2 separate regions of the Homo sapiens genome follow, and region 1 is linked to region 2. The links are chromatin loops, found by intact Hi-C in ENCODE. Cell type or tissue: Caco-2. All regions are shown on one strand. Each heading gives the region's core, and the rest is flanking DNA. Links, peaks and the distances in the headings are about the cores only.

Evidence for each region. Peaks named below come from ENCODE experiments on the same cell type or tissue, not always from the same donor. Only the 100,000 strongest peaks of a DNase experiment are listed, where the experiment ranks them.
Region 1: it touches region 2 in a loop (10-fold over the local background); 3 of 110 quality-filtered maps call a loop at or near these places.

Annotation. Positions count from the first base shown.
Region 1 is chr4:25,024,856-25,034,085 of GRCh38, forward strand. It overlaps LGI2 (leucine rich repeat LGI family member 2), which reads right to left and starts at 6,091. Exons shown (of 8, transcript NM_018176.4): 1 at 5,642-6,091; 2 at 3,652-3,723; 3 at 2,013-2,084; 4 at 1-36. The coding sequence starts at 5,838. LOC102723675 (a long non-coding RNA gene) reads left to right here. Exons shown (of 6, transcript XR_007058082.1): 6 at 1,825-2,048. LOC124900684 (a long non-coding RNA gene) reads left to right here and starts at 5,253. Exons shown (of 2, transcript XR_007058083.1): 1 at 5,253-5,378. In Caco-2, for the core only: no CTCF peak of the experiment used is centred there; no DNase peak of the experiment used is centred there; H3K4me3 peaks cover 1,393 bases.
Region 2 is chr4:25,140,575-25,148,574 of GRCh38, forward strand. SEPSECS (Sep (O-phosphoserine) tRNA:Sec (selenocysteine) tRNA synthase) reads right to left here. Exons shown (of 11, transcript NM_016955.4): 7 at 4,430-4,559; 8 at 4,200-4,291. Among named protein-coding and RNA genes, the nearest start is that of SEPSECS, 16 kb to the right of the region's middle. In Caco-2, for the core only: a CTCF peak has its summit at 4,476 (motif pointing left); no DNase peak of the experiment used is centred there.

The DNA of each region.
Region 1 (9,230 bases), core at 506-8,505, 120 kb before region 2:
CTTGAAATGGTTTCTATTTTGTTCCCTTCAATGAACCTAAGAGGAAAAGTTGTATAATTAAAATGAATTTTCTCTCCTTAGTATCCCAAAAAAACTATGTTGGTAAGCTTTCAGAATAAAATCTAAAAGTATTCCTGAATTATAAGAATTGATCTCTGAAGACTAGGTCAGCTACACCAAATTCCATGTGGTAGCAGGATGTATGCAAAAATGCGTGCACGGGAGTGTGTGGTCTGCACTCCTTCCAGAAGTGGCATGGAAGTCTCCAAAGAATTCTGAGCTGGCAACATGGGTAAAAACATCCTGGGGAGAAATAAAGAAGAAAGCACTATACAAAGGCAAGAAATTCTCATATCTCTGCAAGACTGGAGCACTTCCAGACATTTTCCCTACTCAATCCCACATTTCACGGTGCCTGGCTATTCATACTTCTGTTAATGTCACTGTCCCTTGAGAGGGTTCTCTTGTTTTACATCTCCACATTAAAGTTTTTTGCTGGGGGAGAGTTCTATCAAGCTTGGTTTTCAGCAACCTTGAGTTTATCGTGTCCTACACCATCTAGTCACCAAGCAAATGGGTGACAAGGCAGGAAAAGCTCAAGCTCTCTAAGCTACTAGGAAGTAGGAAGTATAATGAAGTTGAGTAGGAACCAAACTTCTTTCTCTGTACTAAAACCCCACAGGGTTGGCACATGGGATCTTGCAATAATACCACTGGCCATGCTTTAAGGTCTTTGTGGGAAATAATTGATGTGAATTCACTACGACTATTCTCTAGGCTCAGGGAGAACTAAATTTTAGTTACAGCATTATATTAAGTCAAATATAAGAGGGTCTTTGATGAGATGCTCCATGGTTGGGGCTTTGAAACACAACATCATCAACGAATTAGTTCTTGATTCTTGCACTGAGAACTCACTGATGGTTTTTAAAACTGAGATGTCTTTTCAGTAATAGACTTCAGCATAAACTGATGAGCTAACTTCCTCTCCAATAACCTTGACCATAAGATGAACTATCGTAAGAGAAAACTCATAGCTTTACAACTGCTACCTCCATTGGCTATGTATGTGCTTTGATAGACCTTAGTCAGATTTAGCATTGCAGTCCTGCTACACTTTCCATACTATGTATATGATAATATCAGAGTATTATGCGAATACACATATTATGTATACTCTGGAGAAAGAATTCCTCCAGGAACATCTTTTCTCAAGACACAAAGTCAGCAGAGAGCTTTCTTATATCTAGGATGTGTCTAGAATTCCAATACCTACCTGTTGAACTCAGACAAGAAAATGAGACAAGGCTTTAAAAATCCCTCTGAATGCTAAGTGAGGCTATCCCATCTGATAGCAGGATTAACATTATTACAAAGTTACCAAAGACAAGGATGAAAGAACTTAAAGGGGAAAAAAGACATGAAAGGAAGAAAAGGCAGAAATCAGAACAAGGGCAAAGCTCATTGCGAGGGGAGAAATCTGCACATCAAAAAAGGGAAAAATGACCTTTTTTTAAGGAAAAAAATAAAATAAAATTAGACCCTCAGTAGCAATTCATAGGAGATACTGCAAAAGAGATGTAGAACAGTGAGTGAACAACATGAAGTTGTACCCCCCAAATAGGGAGGCTTTCTTAAAAATAAGTAACCCTCAGAACCCCGCAGCTCTATTTCTGGCTGGTCAGCAAATCCATGCCTATTTATGAGAGGTAAAAATATCCAACGCAACTTCCAATTGTGCTTACTACATGACAAATTAAATGTCAGCAGAGAATGAATGACTATCTCTCCTTCTTTGTTTTGTCTCTCCCTCTTTGTCTCCAGCCTCCTCCTTCCCCAGCATGTTTGTAAGCAAGTAAACTATAAAAGGTCAGTGCTGAAAAGAGAATGGGGTGTTCTCCAGTTTCTCCACCCCTAAACCCTTGCAGAGATGCTGTTCCAGCACAGAAACCAATCCAGAAATTCTACCAAGATACCGAATGTTCAGCAAATAGACAAAGCACAAAACTTACAGGTATTCAAGATGAAAAAGTCCAGCAAAAGCATCATCCCGGATGATCGTGAATGAGTTAGAATTCAGCAATCTGAAAGTAAGAGACAGATTCCAATGGAGAGATGTAAAACTTGAGTCACATGGTAAAGCCATTTCTCTTTCCTTTGCTACGTTTTGATCTGTGGGCAAACATGAGCTCTTCTTAGCCTAAGGAGACCACATTTTGTTGTCAAAAACCTGATTCTCACAGCCTGCTCTTAGAGACGATGGCAAGTGGATTCCTTTTGACCAGATTTTCTTGTCCTCTCCAGAACTCTACTCCTTTCTTCCCTGTGTGTCTCAGTAAATATGATCTGATAGCTGTGACTTTAAAACATTATAATGCTCAGCACGACTAAACAGCCAGTGAATGCTTTATGGTACACAAGCAATCATAAAATTAGAGATCTAAAAAGATCTAATCCAAATCTATTTTTACGAAAATAAAAGCCCAGAGAAGCTAAGTGACTTGACCAAAGTCATGCAGCTGGACCCATAACAATAGTTAAAAAAAAAAAAAAAAAAGTTTGTTTAAGAAACTTTCAGGAGACTGTTACTACGTAGTTTTCTATTTGAGTCATCACCCAAGTCTACTGGCAAAAGAATACCTAAAATTGTATTTCTATTATATGAAAAGTATATTTTAATAGCACTGCAATTTCTAAGAGGCCTCAGATTTTAAAATGTTAAGTGTAATGTTAAAAGTAGGCATATAAGATTTCAAGAACAAAAGTATCAAGAGTATGTTTATTGAGGATGAATAGTGCTCTCCTATATTCCATTTATCCAAATTTTTCTATAGCACATTGCTTGTTTTAATTTCAGTCTCATCTCAAATTTAAGAAACCAACACAGATCAAGAGAATGAGGTGTGTACTCTTACTTTGCCTGTCACTGGATTGCTTTTGAAAACTACTTTTTGGACATTTGTTTTCATCAGCACACATTACCCAGCCTGGGTTACAGGGCACAACATGAGCATCACCACAGGGACTTGAGCATTGCTCACAGAGAGGAGATGGGATGAGGAATAGTTAGGAGTGTGGGCTTTTGGCCCTGGACTAGAATCTGGCTCTGATTTGGGACAAGTTAGTTAAGTTCCCTGAACCTCAGTTTCCTTATCTATCAAATGGGATCATAAGCATGCCTTCATCATACCGATGAAGTGATGATGAAATAAAATTACGCACGTAAGTTCATAGGATGCTGCCTGACTGGTTTAAGTTCTCAGCAAACTAGAAACACTCCTATTTCCAGAGTAACATTAAGATTTTAAAATGAAGTTTTCTTTTAAACTGAGGTGTTTGGGAAACAGTGCATTTAGGTGACTTTCAGGTCATGAGTCAATGCAATTACCTCCCCATTTACTAGATCTGGGTGTTGGGATCTACAATAAAGTCTCTGAAGAAAACAGGTATCGAACTAAGGAAAGAGCTGAGCAGGGAGCCTCAGTGCTTTGCTGGGGACATCACAGGGTAAATTAACACCAAGAGGCAGCCACGGTCTCCTCACGGAGCTGGGGTACTTTAGGAAGGGCTGATACCAAAGAGGCAGAGACGGCCCTCCAAGGATGGCACCTCAGGGCCCCCCATTGTGCAGAGGGAACTTCCCATACTCACAGCAGCTGCAGAGAAGGCAGATGGGAAAACATTCGGTCCTTGATTTCTGAAAACGTCCCATTTACCAGGCTCCTACGGGCAAAAGATGAACAAAAGTAGGCCTAGGTTTCTTTTAGGAAGTGCCATGCAGGGTGGGTAATCAAACTCTGCCTCCACCTGTACTTCAAACCCTGACTCTCAGGAGTGAGGCATAGCACAGTTGCCCAGGATCTTCCCCGGGGTAGGAATAAGAAGAGACAAGCCACTTCCCAATGAATCAGATCAATATGAAGACTAGTCTGAATAACAGAAACCTTTACCATCAGCTCCTTCCACAGACATTATCTCGGTCAGTTTAAATCAATCCCTTCACTTCCTTTTCTTAACTACAGGAGGTCCTTGCCTGAAAATGGATAATCGCTTCACCTCTGCCCATGATTCTGTTTGTGTAGACACAGCGTTGTGTTGGCCTATGAAATGCTGGGGTAGGATTAAGCATTCCTCTTGGGACCCCATCTCTGAAAGACAGAGCACTCCTGATTAAATGCAACATGAAAGCCCTGGGGAAAAACTCACAGACACCTGAACTCCCCTGTGTGGGGAGAGGCAGTACCATCTGCCAGATAAAACGGTCAACCAGGAGGCAAGATGCTTGGCTTTATTTCTGCCCCCAGGCCCCCATCCTTTCTGGCCACAGCAGGATCTGAATACATTATTTCAGAATTCCTTTCAGTTGGCATGCAGATCACTTAAGCAGCTGCTGGTCTGAAGGATTTAATAAGGGGAACTCTAATTTCTGGAATCCTCCATGTCACCCGACTTAGCAATATTAAGAATCAAAAAGGTCCTCTGTTCCCACCAGCCAAACTCTTCTGACTTTCTATAAATGCAAATGGGAACCCCCTCACTCCTGGGTCCAGGCCCCTACAATTTGCCTTGGGTGGGAGGCTGGGAAGCACTGGACACAAGAAAGTATCTTGAGCACAAGCAACGTCACCCCGGGGATTCCCTGCCTCCACCACTGACTGGGCACCCAGGCATCTTGGCCTGGAACAAGAGAGTGGTCTTAGCAGGAAACATGTCCTAGCAGTAAAGATACAGCCCAACAGCCCCTTCCACCGCCCTTGTGAGAGCTGGTCATTTGGCTTGAGTGGCCAGGTGAGGGCAGGATGAAAGCACCTCTCGGCAGGTGGATACCTAATGTGAAGCCCTTTCCTGTCAGTTCCTCCTGCTGAAAAAGCAGCCAACACAACTGTGTGATGGAGAAAGGGGGCAAGAAGCCCTCCTGACCTCAGGGCAAGAAGGCTGACTTCAAAGCACTTGGCCACTGGGCTAGGCGCCCAACATGCCCCAAACCTCTGCCCAGCCTTCTGTTACCCCTCTTCTAGGCCACGGGGGGCGGCCCCTCCCCTCCCAGAGCCTGCATGCCTTGACCTCGACTTTTTGCAACCTGCAATGTGGAGAAGTCGGGAGGAGGCCACGGGGTGAACATTCGCCCCAGACCTGATGTGGGGCAGTGAGGCCTCACCCTGCCCAGTTTGCACTCAGTCAGGTCGTGTTCAGCTGCTCCTATGCACGCCCCTACACACACAACTCCAACCCGCAAACACACACACACACACGCACACGCCCTCTCAAACTTTAATGCACCCTTGAGTCTCCCGGGGACGTCAAACGCACACTCCAGGACTCCACTCCAAAGACTGCTTCAGAGCAGCTGGATTCTGCATTGGCACAAGCTTCCCCAGGTGAGTCTGATGCAGGTGGCCCGTGGGCCACACTCTGAGAAACGCTGCCACAGGAACCTGTCTGGGTTCCCAGATTCTGGGGCTCAGGTCCTCACCGTCCTCCCCGGGGGCCAACACTCCACCCACGTCCCCCACACAAAGGCAAAGAAGGGGCCTGGGGAGTGGGTCAGGGTCGCGCTGGCCCGGCGCCAGAGGCAACTCCCTCGCGGCGGCGGACGCAGGGTGGGGCGGGACGGGATGGGGGCTGGAGGGGTCCCACTCACAGGGAGCTGATGTCGCCCGGCACGATCCTGGGCACCCAGGAAGAGCCCACGCAGATGATAGACTCCTTGGTACAGCTGCAAGTGGCGGGGCAGCGCGCCAGCCGCCTCACCTGCGCGCTCCGCGGTATCAGGCACGCGGCGCCCAGCAGCAGCAGCAGCAGCCCGAGCGCTCCGCAGCCGCCTCTCCGCAGCGCCATGCCCGGTCCCCGCTCCCCGCCCGGGCCCCGACCCCCACCGCCGCGCCGCGCGCTCGGACCCGGCGCCGCTGCAGACGCGGGCGCCGCTCGCTGCTCTGCCGCCGCCGCTGCTGGCGAGGACTAGGGAGCCGCGGGTGTGGGAGGCCGAGCCGCAGCCGAGCAGCATGCTGGCCGCCACCCCCACTCGGCGCCCCCCCACCCGAGCCCGGGCTGCTGGGCGGCCGCCGCCGCTGCGCCCGCCGCACTCGCGCCTGCCTGACATCAGCACTCGCGCCCGCAGCCCGGCTCTGGCCAATGAATAATGCATGGCGGGGCCCGCCCCGCGGGGGAGGGGGCCAGCGCCGGCCCCGTGGCGCCCCACCCGGCCCCCACCTCGCCACCCCCTCTCGCCCCGGGCCGGGCGCGGGGACAGAGGGAAAAGTTGGGTGACCTTGGGGGAGGGGCCAAGCCTGGCGGAGACCCCCGTCGGGGCCTGACTGAGCGGTGGAGGATCCGATGCCTGCAATACCTCCAGGGGTATAATCTGGGGAGGGCACTGGGTTCCTTTCAGGCAAATCAATAAAGTCGGAGCGGGGAGTGTGGAGAACCGGCTTGATTACTGGGGAGGGAGGCAGCCCTGGGTGCTTTGAAGAGGAGAGACTTTGGAGCAGCCTTTATTAATTTTGAAGTGCATGCTGCCGGTAGGGTCAGCGAGGATGGCTTTGCTTGTCTTCTGCGGTGGGGCAGTGAGGTCTGGCTCTCGCTCCCACAGCACCAGGGGTTACTGAAGCCAGCCAGTCCTCCCATGGGAGGAACGTGGGGAAGCAAAGCCGCTGCAGCCTGCACGCCCGGCGCTCTGGGCCCTGCCTGCTGCCTGCTAAAGAGCTGGAAAGCCCGGGAAAGTTTCCCCTCGCTCAGCTGCCCACGGGTCACCCCACCCGCCCCAGTCAGAGGAGGGTTTGTAGAGATTGAGGGTGTGATACATTCTAGCCACTGTACTTTTAATCTTCTAACCTTTTGAGGCAGGTCCTACTTATATCCTTAATTTATTGATGAGGCTGCTGACGCCCAGAAAGCATCCTGACTGGCTGATGGTCCAGCAGCTCCTGGCTGGGCAGGATGGGGCTCGGAGCCTTGAAGGGCTACCTTAACTGGGCCCTCCTGAGCCCCTCTTCAACTCCTTAAGTTTGAAGCAATGAGCGGAAATCTTAACACAGGTAATGTGCGGCTGAGGAAATCAAAGAAAATGACCAAAGCGGAAACAAAGTAATGGCTAATAACCTGAACTGCTGGGAGAAGGGAATCACAGCACGACTGTCGAGCTGCAAACCAAGGAAAAGCATGCCAGATGCTAAAACCTACTCAGAAAAGTCAGTATCGAATGCAAAAGTAGGAATCATACTATTGCTTCTTCAGCAATTATTGTTGGTGATCCATTGACAAGATCCATGAGGACGGTATCAGGCTGGCTGCTGTGGGAGGGAACAAAGGAACAGCTCCTGTCCTCAGGGAGCTAAAAGTCTAGCTGGACAGACAACCCTAAAAGAGCAACTCCACTGGCTACAAGGGGGTCACAGACTGACCAAAAGAGGTTCAGGAATTGAAAGAGAGCTTTGCGTAGGCAACTTCATGGAGGGAGTTAGACATTCCCTGCTGGTGACTATGTAAAAAGCACCTGGCATCAGTACAAACCAGCCTGCATTTATCATCATTTAATTCTTGCATCTGTCCTGAGAAATGGGTCCTCCCATTTTATGGATGGGAACATTGAGCTCAGAGAAGTTTTTATCTTGTCCAAGATCACACAGGACATGGCCAGGGAGATCATACTCCACAACTGGCTGCTGTGTCTAACCCTCGCTGCTGTGTGGGCATGCATTTACAAATACTTTACTCAGCAAGCCCCAGTGTTAGGGGCTGAGGACACAGACCACAGCCTGGGAGGGCGACAGACATGCAGACCCACAATCGTGGATGTGTGTGCTGTGCACCTGAAAGATGTTTCCCTTAAGAGGGATGGGCTACTGCTTTATAGAGCAGAGGAACGGAGGCTTCTCAAACAGAGCACTCCCTGCTGACCCAGGAAAAGAAAATCTATTTCTCACCTCTGAGTGAGAGCCTGGGGGCAGGGTGGCATAGCTAAATGCTGGCCTCAGGACTAGACAGGTTGGGGTTTGCATCCCAGCCTACCACTTACTGATGTGTAATTGTGTAATCCCAGCCTGCCACTTACTGCTGTGCAAGCTGTGATCTTTCTAAACCTCCATTTCTTCACCTGTAAACAAGAGGTTGTTGTAACCACATTTGGGGGTTAAATGAGATCAAGAAAGTAAAGCATTTAATACCACAAAGGAGGCACTGGGCGTTTGAGCAGAGTTCTATGTGACTAGATTGTAGGTAAGTGACGGAGAGAGGACTATGGAGGGAGATGGGTTTTCCTGACTTCTGTCCTTCCATTGTAATCAGAGTCACTGTCTTGTGTTGTGGTTCTCAATTGCGGGTAATTCAGGGGACACTTGGCCATGTGTGGAGATATTTGGGGTGGGTGCCCCTGGCGTCTAATGTGTAGAGGCTGGGGACGCTACTAAACATCTTGCAGTACTCAGCAAGAATGATCCAGGTCAAAATGTTGCTAGAGCCAAGGTTGAGAGAGCCTGGCTTAGTGTTCTGGAAAGACCCTTGGCATGAGGAATTCCAGAGATGCAGATTGTAAGTCAGGTTCATCAATCACAAGCAAACCTTCTTGGTCATGTTATTCCCATCTCTAGCTTCTATTTTTTCATCTATAAAATGGGGATAAAGAGCCCTTCTGCACCCTTTCCTAAATAAATGTGACATATCATCATTGTTCCTAACCTTAACTTCCAACAGCTAGAGCTAGCTCCAGCCCACCCTCTCCACCCCAAAAAACTAAAAAGTTCCTGATAGGAATGGTGCAGAAAGTAGGCCAGAGTAGCATAGCTGGCAGAGTTAGTATTTGTTTCGGCTCTGCTAGAGACACTAAGTAAGTGAGTGCTTGTAAATTATAAGGCGCAGTTTATAAATTAAAATATAAAAATGGAAATGCAGATTACTTTGGTGTGGTTCCAAGTTCCTCAGCAGTTTAAAAAAAAACTTAATAGACAATCAGAGAGACACAATCTGTTTCAGGAAATAGCAAGAGTTTTTGAAAAATCTTTGTAAAAATCCTTGTTGAGACGTAAACTTACTCAAGCTATGTCTTTATGACATGAATAACACACGTTCCTACAGTGGCTGAAATGGCGTAGGCTTGAGTGGCCTTCTCTAAAGTCTCAAACCGGTTCTACTTTATATGACTCCATGTGTTGGCAGCTCAAAATGGCATTCATTCATGTGTTCATGTACCCTCATGTTCAGCTACTTGTCAGTTAATTCTGTCAGTATTAACTGAG
Region 2 (8,000 bases), core at 1-8,000:
AGAATATTTTAAGGATTAAATGTATACATAAAAATGTACTTAGAAGAGTGCCTTCCACATAGTAAGTGCTCAGTATTACGTGTAATTATTTCATATGTATATAAATGTATAAGGATGTATATGGTATTTGTATAAACACAAACTTTGCATGGAAAGACTATGTTAAGAATGATTTTTACATGAAACCTTTCTAACCAATGGTCAAATCTTAATGCTCACCCTACTTGACCTATCAGTGCCATCAGCTATGCTAATCACTCCCTCCTCCTTAATACACAGTTGGTCCTCCATATCCATGAGTTCTGCCTCCACAGCTTCAACCAAGTGTGGATTGAAAATATTTGAAAAAAAAAAAAAATTGCATCTGTGCTGAATATGCACAGAGTTCTTCTCTTGACATTATTTCCTAAACAATACAGTATAACAACTACTTATGTAACATTTATATTGTATTCAGTATTATAAGTAATCTAGAGTTGATTTAAGGAATACAGGAGGATGTGCATAATTTATATGACAATACTATGTCAGTTTATATACGGGTCTTGAGCATCTAAAGATTTTGGTATCTGAGTGATACCAAGGGATGACTTAGGACACCATTCTTGGTCTTCCTCCTCACTGAATGTTCCTTCTAAGTCTCCTTTGCTTGTTGCTTTTCTCAGACCTCTTAATGCTGTAGTGCCCAGAGCTCAGTCCTTATACCTCTTTTCTGTTTACACTCACTGTCTTGCAATCTCATCTAGTCTCTTGGCCAATTAACTCCCAGATTTTTATTTCCAGCCCAGTTCTCTCTTAATCCTAAACTTGTATATCCTACTCTCTACTTTGCAACTCTATCTTAAGGTCAATTCAAATTCAATTTTGTCCAAAACTGAACTCCTAGTCTTCCCCCAAAACCTACAGCTTCCCCATCATAGCTAATGGCTGTTCCATCCTTCCAATTGCTCAGGTCAAACCTGACTCTAACCACTTCTTATTACCTCCACTGCCACCATCTAGCTCCCAGCCAATATCACTTCTTAACCACTATAGAAGGCTCCTAACAGGTATCCATCCAGCTTCTGCCCTTGCCCCCCAATCTATTATCAATGTGAGCATTCAAAGCCTGTCAGATCATTCTACTCAATTCAAACCTCCAGTGGCTCCCTATTTCACTCAGAATATGAGGCACGGACCTTACTGTGGCCTAGAAGGCCCCACGTGATCAGCCCCACCCTCATTACCACCCTGACCTCAACTCCCACAGTTCTCCTTGCTCTTTTTGCTCCAGCCACACTGGCCTCCTTGCTGCTTCTCAAATACCCAAGGTCCACATCTGGCCTAGAGTCCTGATACTGGCTTTCTGCCTGAAACGCACTTCACCATCATATGTGTATATTCCCTCAAACTTCAAGTTCACTCAAATGTCACGGTATTGGGCTGGGCACGGAGGCTCATGCCTGTAATCCCAACACCCTGGGAGGCCAAGGTGGGGGGATCACATGAGGTCAGGAGTTCAAGACCAGCCTGGCCAACATGGCAAAACCCCGTCTCTACTAAAAATACAAAAAATAGCCAGGCATGGTGATGTGTGCCTGTAATCCCAGCTACTCAGGAGGCTGAGGCAGGAGAATAACTTGAGCCCGGGAGGCAGAGGTTGCAGTGAGGCAAGATCACGCCACTGCACTGCAGCCTGGGTGACAGAACGAGACTCCATCTCAAAAAAAAAAAGTCACCATCTCAATGAGGCCTGCCCTAATCACTATATTTAAAAATCAGTTCCCACCACCACCTCATCATCCCAAATTCTCCTTATTCTTGCTTTTGTTCATAGCACTTTTCACCTTCAAGCAAACTTTGTAATTTCTATATTATGTTGCCTGTTTATTGCTGGTTTCCCCCATAGGCAATGTGTGCTCCTCAAGAGCAAGTATCTTTATCTACTGTATTGACTGCTATATCTATATATATCTATATGCCTGACACATGACATGTGGTCAATAAATACACAGTAAATGTTTACTCGAATCTTATCCCACATTCAACTTTACCTTTGCATTTCCGTACTTTAGACTACGCTATTTTAAGTGGGCTTATTCAGATGCAGGGAGGGAAGCCAAGACAGCTTGATAAGGGTAAAAATGGGTATGAGGTAACATGAAACTGAAGAGACCATTGCGTTAAAAAGAAAAACTCAAATTTACAAAATGTCTAATTTATATTACCAATATGCCTTATACTGGATTACTAAATTACAGGCCAGTTCCCATGATTATTATGTCCAAAGTCCAGGAAGTAACTCTTTTAAGAAATATTCTAGAGTCTTTTAAGACTAAAAGTGGCCTGAGATATCAATTGTGTCTTTCACAAATGGGGAAATAAAATCTTTAAAACTTTTCCAGGACGAAACGACTAGTTATAGGAGAGCTAAGAACCACTGAAACAACTAAACTCTCATAGAAGCAGATGACAAGTTTTCCTCATCTATAGAGAGTTGTTATCTGACATATGGATCTGTTTTCTTGAAAGATTTGCCACAGTCTTCTCTTGGCTACAACAATCTACGACCATGAATGATTACAATTTGGAGTTTATAAAACCAGAGTTTTATTCTTATTGTATAAAAATTCATTGTCAGACTTACTGAGGTACAATTTGCTCACATAGTAAAATTCGGGATGTCTGTTTTTTAGGTGCCCACTTCTATGAATTTTGACAAATATATACAGTCATGAAACCACTACCACTATCAAGACATGAAACGTTTCATCACCCTAAAAAGTTCCCTCCCCAATCCCTACCCTTTAGCAACCATTAATCTTTCTTCTTTCCTTATATTTTTTACCTTTTCCAGGATGGCATATAAATGAAACTGTACAATATGTAGCCTTTTGAGTCTGACTTCTTTCATTTAGCATAATGCATTTGAGAGTCATTATCTTGTTGCATATTTCGGTACATTAGCCATTCTAAAAGGTGTGTAGTGGTATTTCATTGTGGTTTTAAATTTGCATTTCCCTAATTACTAATGACATTGAGCATCTTTTCCTATATCACATAAATCTTAAGAAATGTCCTCACAATTAAACAATTACTATCCCATGGAATGAATTAGTAGGGGAAGGAAGACTGGGGTAAAACAGAGCACAAGATTTTTAAACTTGTTATGTATTCATCCTAAGGCTATGAGATCATCTATGAGATAATACATATGAAAATGCTTTAGAATATATAAAGTACTATTATAAATATAAGGGACTACAATTGTTGTTAAGTGCTAGAAAGTTATCAGATTTAAAAACTGCACCAGAGGACTCACTCTCTCCCAGATAGAAGATGAATAAAACACTGCCTGCCCTAGCTATACAAGCTCTGTCTTTTGGAGGTGTCCTGAATTAAGCTAGTTGTGTTGGAGATAAAGTCATGTTTTCAAATATAAATGTAACTTCTTTTCATAACCAATATAACCAATGAGTTCAGCGTTCAATAATGACAAGAAATAGGCCAGGCGTGGTGGGTAACGTCTGTAATCCCAGCACTTTGGGAGGCTGAGGCGGGTGGATCACGAGGTCAGGAGTTGGAGATCAGCCTAGCCAACATAGTGAAACCCCGTCTCTACTAAAAATACAAAAAATTAGTCGGGTGTGGTGGCGGGCGCTTGTAATCCCAGCTACTCGGGAGGCTGAGGCAGAAGAATGGTTTGAACCTGGGAGGCGGAGGTTGCAGTGAGCCAAGATCGTGCCATTGCACTCCAACCCAAGACTCCGCTCAAAAAAAAAAAAAAAAAAAAGATAGAGCTAACTTCTGACCTGATTCTTCCTCTTGTGACTGACATCTCACTCCTAAACAATTTTCAAGTTTCCAAAAACTAAAAAGATGACTTATCCATTTGTCTTTTAAGAGCTTCTACCTTTAAGTACCTTTAAGTGATAAATGAATTGAATTTTATTGAATAAGAGTCCCTAATGCAGGAGTTTCTAAAAAGTAAATAAATAAAAGCAAAATCACCTAACCCAGATTCCTCGTAATATCTGGATAGACAGGCTGACAAAAAGTAATAGGAAACCACCTATGGTGGTTCCAGATCTGAATAAATACTATCGGACCATACTAGATGTCTCCCTCCCAGTGCAAGAAACCAACAGGCAGAAAACACCAATGATTTGGAGCACAGTTCTAGTCAAGAATGTTATTCGACACCTAAAGGGAAAGCTTACCTTTCTTTCTTTTAGTAGCTTCTTATAGCCATTTGATCCAAGTGACAATAAAGTAATAAGGACATCTAAAGAAGGTGAAGCTGAAGCTCTTCCTGAAATAAGAAGGATAAGTTACATTAAGACTGTGGTGGGGGGGTAGCTTTGGAAATTAAGATTTACTACAATAGCCTATGTACAAATGGATTTTTGTTTGTTAGCTACTTTTTCTGAAAAGCAACTTATTTATTTACCTGGATACATCTTGCTGATTTCCTGAATGAATGAATCATTAAAGCCAGCAATTATAGCACCACCTACTGGAACCATAAAATTTTTGTCCAAGCTCTGAACAAAAGCATCTATTCTACCAACTCGAGCCCCCTGGAATCAATATGATATTACATATTAGTTGCTAGGAAAACAGACAACTGCTATTAACAAACAAATACCACAACAAAAAATTATAACTATTTGAGTTAATTAATATATTAGCCTGATTTAACCATTTTACAATATATACATGCATCAAAACATCAAATTGTACACTGTAAATATATACAATTTTTGTCAACTCTACCTTAGAATAAAAATAAACACCATTAAAACAATGCATGGAAAAAACAATTGAAAAATTTTATTTTTATTTTCTTTGTAATAGTGCCAAGAAAATGTTTTTAAGTATTAAACCAAAATTTTTAATGGTGCTCCTTATATGTGCAACTTTAAGTTTACAACCTGCTTTCACACATAAATCATTTAATCTTCATAACAACTCTGTGAGGCAAGCACGGTTTCAGTATCAGCTCAGGTGGGAACTTTAATGAAACAAAGCTTTACACCTTAAAATTTGATAAGAAAGAATGGATTCATCCCATGCCTCTCATCTGTGCTCCTTTTTTTGACAACAAATGTCTACAATGGGTCCTATAACTATTAAGTGGTTTTAAACATCCTCTGTGAGTTCGAGGGTGGCCACCATAACCTAATGGACTATAGCCATCCGAGTTGCCAAACAGTTAATTATACATGTGCCTCTCTTTAATGCTTGGACAATCTACTACCTGTATGACCATTTTAAGCACTCAGATAAAAAACAAATGCAAAGTTTTACTTTTAACATCACTTAATGGAAGTTTTATTTGTATACTCTTGGCAATTCTAGAAGCAATGTTTCTACATAACTCATGCTCCCTAATATTATAAACTTAGATTTCATTCCACTGCAAATGAACTTCCAGTGAAAATCTAATATTCCGGTGAAAAATTGAATACTTACCTACTAGAAATGTAAAACTAAGTTCGGTCCTCATCCAACTTTCTGTCTAATGTGCTTCAATTTTCTCCTCTTAAAAATAGAGATACTGTCTAAATTACAACTAACATAGTCTTTTTCTTTATCTGTAGCCACAGATTTTCAATCTGTATTCACAATCTGTATTCCTATTAATATTATAACCATATTTGACCTTCATTTTCACACCTTGCTATCTGAGGGAGAACAGAAGGAGCAGATAGCTGGCCTAATCTCAGAGTCCAGATCCAGGCAACAGGTGGAAGCAGCCGAAGCAGGGAAGAGGAGCAGCTGCTCTGGAGGCCATTATACAACTGTTCAAATCTTAACCTTCCTCTTCCTCTTCTTTCTAATTTCCTAATAAACCATGATCAGAGAAAATCTCACCATATCACAGGAAAATAGAGAGATGCATATAAGACTAACAGAATAAAAAAAACTGGAAAACATGCGAAGTAGCAGCATATAAAGATAAGTGGACAGTCAGAGTTGCCTTTGTATTAACATTTTAGTACTGTCCAAGGCCTCCTGAGAGAAACAGGAACCTAAACTGGAAGCAGAAGTACTAGAGGAATCAATGCACCAGACTTTGCTAGAACCCTTCCATCACTAAAACACAGAAAGCATTTAAAAGGCAGCACATTCTGTGGCAAGAAAACAAACAGGCCAGACCCAATCTCAGAAATGGTACAAGACCCCCTTTTTCAGCTACATCTAAGTCATCAGTATATGCTCTAAAATCCACTCTCAAAATACATCTGAATAAAAGCATTTATTACCACCTTCACAACTACCACCCTGGCCAAAGCCACCAAAAAATCTCATATGGGTTGCTGCAACAGCCTTCCACTCTTGCCTCCCTACAGTCTATTTCCCACATAGCATGTCACTCTTTCCTGCTTGAAATCCTTCCATGGCCAATGATCATACCAAAAACAAAATCCCAAACCCTTAACACACCTCAAAGCTCTACAACCACTGTTCACCTTGTTCATTATGGTTCAGCCATACTGGCCTCCTTGCTATTTCTCACATATTCCAAGCACGCTCCTGCCTCAGAGTCTTGGCTGTTAGCTTCTGACTGGAATCTCTCTCTCTAGAGAGCTGCAAAGCTTCCTCCTGCATCATTCAGAGCTCCACTCACATGTACTTCTTGAAGAGTGCTTCCTAGATCACTCCATCTAATGATATCCATCCTCCCCAAATACCAGAGCATTTATCCAAGACTTGTCATACTCAAGGTTTACTCTCTGCTTTCGCACAAAAAATAGAATGCTCTATGAGGGTTAAAGATTTTGTTGGATTCACTATTGCATCTCCAGTTCCTACCCTGGTGCCTGGTACACAAGCAGGAACCCAGAAAGTATTTGTTGAATGAAGTGACAATTGGGTTTGTGAATAAACAGTAGTAATACCTACTTCTCTCAAATTCTGAACAGGCAAAGTTGCTGCTTCCCACACTTTTGGAACTTTACAATCCATTGTGACTCAAAATAATCAGTCTTATATGCATATTTTTGTGACTCTACTATATCCCTCTCCATTAATCTATCCTAACATCCATAATTCATGAATCTCTTAAATTCGTCATTTTAGTAAATATAAACAGAAATATAGGTTACTCAAAACTAACTTCCCCTGGAGGTGGGGTTATGTGCATACAGAATACTCTATATGCTCAGCCTTAAGTCATTCTGGGGTCTCATCTTAAAAACAAAAAAGTTAAAAACATAATGTTAAAACAATAAAAATAAAAAAAATTTATTTATACTTTTCTTCATTGATTGATTATTGCAATATTATTTTCTCAAGAAAAGACTTACAGTATTAGTATTTTAGTACTTTGTTTTTTAACAGAAAAATGGGACTTTGGAGTCGCACTGAACTAGATGGGCTATTTTGTAGCTACAGGACCTTAGGGAAGTCACTTAATCCCACTTATTTTATTTCCCCATGTGCAGAATGGGAATAAGAAGTACACCTTAAATTGTCAGGATTCAGCTGATAACTTTAAAAGCCTAGTAGAGGGCCAGGCACGGTGGCTCACATCTGTAATCCCAGCACTTTGGGAGGCCAAGGCGGGTGGATCACGAGGTCAGGAGATTGAGACCACCCTGGCTAACACGGTGAAACCCCGTCTCTACTAAAAAATACAAAAAATTAGCCAGGCATGGTGGTGGGCGCCTGTAGTCCCAGCTACTCGGGAGGCTGAGGCAGGAGAATGGCGTGAACCTGGGAGGCGGAGCTTGCAGTGAGCCAAGATCGCGCTACTGCACTCCAGCCTGGGCGACAGAGCGAGACTCCGTCTCAAAAAAAAAAAAAAAAAAAAAAAAGCCTAGTAGGATGCCTGACACATGGAGAGTGTGTAGTAAATGGTATATATTAACAATAAGGACTATTGAGATGAATTAAGGCTAACTTTAATTTTTTAGAATGTCATGAAACAGCAACCTGCACTCAACAAGACTCAAGTATTCATTTGATTTAAATCAATAGTGCCACAACCTCTTTTGGTGAAGGCCAATTTGGGA